2 separate regions of the Homo sapiens genome follow, and region 1 is linked to region 2. A link is a contact called in ENCODE Hi-C or POLR2A ChIA-PET data. All regions are on one chromosome and are shown on one strand. Each heading gives the region's core, a stretch centred on a gene start or an enhancer-like site at or near the end of the contact. The rest is flanking DNA. Distances are from core to core; before and after follow the strand shown.

Region 1 (2,956 bases), core at 373-2,872, 640 kb before region 2:
GGCAGGTGATTATGCTGTCCTCATCTGTTTTTTCTCATGAAATGTAACTACTTCCTTAAGTCCTAAGTGGCTTTTTAAATTAACGACTCCACCATAGATGCTACAGAAGTTCCGCATAAGAGATAGACTAGAAGATGCACTGTGTTTGTAACTGAAATGTTTATGCCAGAACATACTCTGAGTACCCTCTGTGTTTAGAGAACTGTGCATAATTACAAAAGAGGTAGCAGATACTATTCTTGCTTTGGACAGTGTACAATTATTTAAATGAAGTTAAGACAAACAAATGGAAGGTCATAGACACAATAGCCCTTTTGCCAACAGGAATCCTCTGTAAACTAAGATATACAAATAAACTGAACTTCTTAAGTCACAGACACAATTACCAAACTTTTTTCTCCAGCTGTTGTGACAGTACCTGGTAAATTTTATCAGCCTCCTTTGTCACAGAGCATGAAGTTTACAGATCCCAAAGGCCCTAGCTGGGTTGATGGAGAACTTTGCAGTTCCTCTGGGTCAGTATCACAAGCTTCACTTCTCACTGTACAGGATTGAGTGTGCACTGAACACAGGCTTTCCTTGGAAGCTGCTTTTCTCCACTCTTGCAAAATTGGTAAGATGGACTGGTACTCTCGTGATTTTGCTTTTTTCTCATAATGCCAAGTACACCAAAACCAGAACATTTAAACCGAGGATTCTGGTATAGTTTCCTTGTCAATCAAATGAGAGGTTGTAAAGGATTCTTAGATTCCTTCCCAAAAAGTCCATGATACGGGGCAGATTCTGTTTAAGAGCACTTTCTTTGTTTAACACAAAAGAAGTTCTTAGAGTTGTGAAGTAAGAGCCTAGGCTTTCTAGTGAAAAGACCTGGTTGGAGTCCCAGCTCTGTCCCTCCCTAGCTGTATGACCTTGGCTAAGTTACATCCTTAAACCTCAATTTACTTATCTTTAAAATAGGAGCAATATCAATAACTATTTCCCAAGATGGTTGTGAGAATCAAATGAGACAATATATGGCAAATAGTTTGCAAATAGCCAGCATCCCAGGCACTTGTTATGGGGCAAAAGTATTGAGAGTTCATTTATTTCATTGATTCTCCTCTGACTTCCTCCCACAGTTGTCCTTTCTTTCTTCCCTTTTGGGTTTGAGGGAAGCTGCCCTTTGATAACCTACTCCTATAGTTAGGTCCACAGAGAGTTCTCTAAAAGGAACACAATCATTTCAGTACATAGAAATTTTCCAGCATGTAATTTTTCGGGGGCCAGGACAGTCTCAATTTTCATCCTCAAAGAGACCCTTTGTTTCCTGGTGGGCGTTAGCCTAGGATTGCTCAAAGGGGAAGGAATGCTTGACAATTATCAGTCCAAGGAAGAGCCTCAGAGCATGAGAAATGAGGAGGTTGTTCTGCGTGATTCTAGGTATGTGGTTGCTGTACCACTCTAAGCAGATAATCCAGAGTGATAATGAAGTAGTCACAGGGTGAAGCTTCGTATGGGAGGCAGCCGAGGCAGGGCTCACAAATTGAACCTTCCGTTAGCCTTTTTGCATATTTTAAAGAGAGACTTTTAAATCGTGAGATAGCCTTGCCTGGCAGATTCATCGGCCCATATGGGGACCTGTTACGTAACTCGGGAGGCTCAGGAGGGGAAGCTGCTAGAGATGAAAGCTGAAGATCCAAATAGCAGGAAAAGGTTTTTAGTTTATGATTACTGTTTTCCTTCAGCTAATTTTAATTCTGATGAACACAAGGTTTTCTTTAGTACTTTTTGTTCCTCAAATCTTTTTTTTTTTCAGCTGTATTGTTCAGCCAAATATTTCTGAAGCCTCTGTGAAAACAACACTATGATAGCTCATGTAAACAAGTTTCCATGAAAATTGGCTTGAAAAATATATGTAGATGGCAACCTGAAAGACCATTCCCACTGTAAAAATGAAAAGATTTGATTGATTAACAGATAGATAGAAAGAATATTAAGGTTTACAGTTAATCAAAATGGATTAGAATTATGTTAACTCTTACCTTCCTGTTTACTTACTTTTTATTCCTCTAATAACCTAATAGGTGGTATGTCTTGATATATTTTTATACTCTAATGGCAGGATACATCTCCAGTCAAACTTTTTAAAAAGGTCATTTGTAAACAAATAATTACTGATTACCAGTAAATGCCAGTCATTGTGCTAGACAACAGGAATAGATGTGGAATAATATGTGGAAGTCCATATGCAAACAGATTATTACAGGAGGAGCAGAGAGGAAGCAGCCTTGAGTTGCTCTATGAGATCTCTGCCTAGGGGACCTAGGGCAGCTTTCAGAGAAAAGGGGTTATTTGAAGAAGAATCATGGGAGTTTATTTATCAGGTTGAAAACAGAGAGCAATGCTCAAAGGCGTGGAAACGTGAGGAGTGGGGCATGCTAAGAAAATGATGAGCTCACGAGATTCCTTGACTTTTAGCTATAAACGCCTTTGAAGGGGACCAAAAATTGACTTTATATTTAAACTATAAAATAAAAAATCCATACTATGATAAATTAAATTATATCTACACTCATCAGTATTAATTACTTATTTCTCACAATTGTTAATTAAGAACTCAGAGCAAATAGCAATATTAGGCATGACCTATGTTGCTAATGTACAGCCTCCTTGCATCATAGGGGGAAGAGGAAAGAAAACCACTTGAGTCGCCCTCTGCCCAATATAGGTAAATATGGCTGGAATGTAACCATACACGAGGCAAGTGCCTGATTGATAGGTCATTGCCACTTGGACTTTGACCTTTCACCTAAAAAAAACACCTTCTAGTGACATCCAGATGTAAATGCTTGACCATTAGCAAGCAGTTAAGACTGAATCCTTATTTCCCATAAGCTATGTATAAATGGGAAACTTATGAGGATATTTCATCTCATTATTGCAAACAACATGAAAGAAATTTGAGGAAATAATTTAA
Region 2 (2,904 bases), core at 230-2,729:
TTCAGCAAGATATGGGACATATGGTTAGTATTCAATAAGTTGTGTCTATTCGTGCTATTCTGCAAGAATCAAAAAATAATAAGCATAGCCTTTGCCCTAAATTCACTATGCTATATGCAAGCATCAAATTCACCTTTACAGCTATTCATAAGAAAGGCTATGAATTCAAAGTATGGAAAAGTCTCTGCAGTTAGGACCAGATCTCTGAATAGCAGATCTAAAAGAGCAGGATATTGAGCCAGGTCCTCTGAAGAAGTGGTAGAATCTGGGATAGGCAGAGAGCGCACAGAGGAACCTGAACTGGAGGGACGAGTGTGGAGAAAGTCCTAGAGAGGGAGATGTATGAGGCATGACTGGAATTGATGAGAAAATTCATTCATTTGGTGGAAAAGAAAAGCCTTCTTATATGGAGGTAATAGAGACCACCAGGCAGAGCTAAGAAAATGAAGCACCAACAATTTGATAGAAAAGGAATCTCTGTGATGGAATTACCCCCATTGGAAACCAGAAAATCTAACAACTCTAACTGTATTTAACGACCTAGAATAATTAGTCAGTTGGAGCTCAAATGCCTTCAAGGTAGTTTATTTCCATTTTCTTTCCACAATTTAAAGTAAATTTGGGTTATAGAACATGCAAAGTGGCTAGATGACTTGGGAAAGTCCCAAGTTTGCTCATCTTTGAAATGAGAGGATTGAGCAGTTTCCTTTCTAGCGTTTCACCTCTAAAACCAATAGACCATTTCCCTCTTAAAAATGAGGATAAAAGTCAACTATTACTCTCTATTGCTGCTCCACTTCTACTGGCCTCTTGGATGTCTCTGGTTAAACTCCCAGATGTCTGCAATAAATTCTGTGCACACTGAATCAAAAAAAAAAAAAAAAAGCCTTTTTCCCTTTTTTTTTTTTTTTTTTTTTTTTTTAAAGGAGTGCTCTAGGTGTTGACTGGACTGAAATTGCACAAAATTAAAAACAAAACCAACCCCTTCCCACACACCACCCAAACAAAAACCTTCTATATGTATCTGGAAGCCACTTTACTACTTCCTGATTTTTAGACTCAACAGTTACATTTTTAAAGAGACACTGCACTGTGGAATATAAACGTGTGAAATCTAAATACAAAATATAATGAAGCCCCTTGAACCAAGTCATGCAATGAGAAAATTTTAGGGCAGCCAGGCACTTTTGACTTTTGAACTCTATTTCTAGCTGTACTGCTGTTATTTGGTGGGTTTCGAGATGAGGCCAGCAACTTCCTAAGTGGCTTAGTTCACTCATTTTCAGAAGACACCCCTTATTCTCATGTTTGCAGCATCCTTCTTATAAGGGGCTTAGGATATTTAAGCCTCAACATTGTCCAATACGGAATAGTATACAGTCTTTATGAATTACCAGTTTGAAAGACAAAGAAATATTGCATACTTTTGTGTCAGCACGGGAAACACCCTTTTGTGAGTCACTCTCCAGCAAACTGAAAGAGACATACGATTACAGTGTGTGTCTAGGCCTTTCTAAGCCTCCAGCTCTAGGGACAATGAAGAACAGTAGAGGATGGTGGCTGGCACCAAGCACAGGTGACCAGAGAAATATCTTCTCACTTTGGCTGCGTTGTGGCAGCTCTTATTTTGGAATTTCTACTCTAGTATATGCCCAGTCATGTTACTAACAAACCCTTTTATATCTTCAAAGTAGCTTTCTATATATGGTGGTCTTTATCTTCTTTGAAAGCCATTCATTAGAACACTCCAAGTAATCTGATTTTCCTCTGTTCTCAATTCCTTGCCTCTTCTGTTTTTCTAAAGTCCAATTCCTGACCTCTATTAATACCTTTAGGACTCCTCTGTGGTCTTACCCCACTTTCTAGAACACATACTTATTTATGATTTCTCCCTCTCACCTCACAAAAAATCCCTAAACTTATACTTCTTCCAGAAAACTTCCTGGCTAAATGGAAGACTAGTCAAGATAACTTTCAACATGTACTTTCTAAAAATGCATTTAGTCACTTTGATTTAAGGCAATCTAAATCATTATTTCACTTGGTTTTCAATCTGTGTCTGCAATATCTCTGCTTTGCTGTGATCTATCTTAGCTTGTAACTTTGTAGAGAGAGCAGGATGTGTCAAATTCATTTTGAGAATGCCTTTGTAAGGTGAAAATTTGTTTTTCACAGATCTCATATTTATTGAGCACCTACTACATGCCAAGCACTGGACCAGCTTCTAGCATTACAGGGATGAACAATATATGTTCACCACTGTGGAAATCATCAAAAGCAGTAGCTGTTTCAATAGAAGTAGGCGTAATATGCAATGATGGTAAAGACTTGGAAAACAAAAGTGAATCGGACCAGGCAACAGCCCTGCTGAAAATGTGGGTGGCCAGTGAAAGTTTCTCTCTAAGGCCTTTTGACTTGATGAAAGACTGTATTAAATTGAATGTCAAGCAGATTTGACCCAGGAAATAATGACCAGTGAACAACAAGCAGAGCCTGATTGATTTCTACTTCCTGCATTGCTTAATAATCCTTTTAAAAGTGTTATTGTAGATGCCCTTGATTAGGGAAATGCATTTCCATTTTCTGAGCTGTAGGGTCTAAAACTGTGTTTGCTTTCTTGCTTTGTTCTTGCTTGGGTCCTTCATTTATCAGAACAATACTAACAAATGGCTCTTTTCTCAGGTATGTGAGCCGCAGGGGTAACTCAGACCTAAATTGCCTTTTCACTTTTTTTCTTGCTATGCATGCACATGCAAAAACGTCCACCTTCAGACTTTTTACTGGTACATCGCGGAGGAAACTTGAGTGTCGGTTTAAGTCTGCGTAACTGAGACCATAGCTCTGTGGCTTTCACTGCACTTCCCAGTGCTGAGTAGACTGCTGGGATTCCACAAATAAATAATA

Evidence for each region. Hi-C counts contacts between places; a loop is a spot of excess contacts on that map. ChIA-PET counts read pairs that join two places held with the same protein, here RNA polymerase II (POLR2A). Pooled maps may share reads with other maps.
Region 1: a pooled map shows a loop between it and region 2 (2.8-fold over the local background). The contact joins two enhancer-like sites. A Hi-C loop is called at or near these places in 5 of 50 pooled maps. POLR2A ChIA-PET finds 5 or more read pairs at or near these places in 2 of 52 experiments (WTC11 and activated CD4-positive, alpha-beta T cell).

What each region holds. Positions count from the first base shown.
Region 1 is chr2:144,371,222-144,374,177 of GRCh38, reverse strand. No RefSeq gene overlaps it. Among named protein-coding and RNA genes, the nearest start is that of QTMAN, 40 kb to the right of the region's middle. Within about 2 kb of position 1,622, at least 7 of the 41 ENCODE cell types and tissues checked have a DNase peak (open chromatin) inside an H3K27ac peak, as active enhancers do.
Region 2 is chr2:143,728,911-143,731,814 of GRCh38, reverse strand. The region is part of intron 13 of ARHGAP15 (Rho GTPase activating protein 15); the gene reads right to left. All of the region lies in intron 4 of ARHGAP15-AS1 (ARHGAP15 antisense RNA 1), which reads left to right. Among named protein-coding and RNA genes, the nearest start is that of ARHGAP15-AS1, 46 kb to the left of the region's middle. RefSeq lists an enhancer at 2,281-2,901. Within about 2 kb of position 1,479, at least 2 of the 41 ENCODE cell types and tissues checked have a DNase peak (open chromatin) inside an H3K27ac peak, as active enhancers do.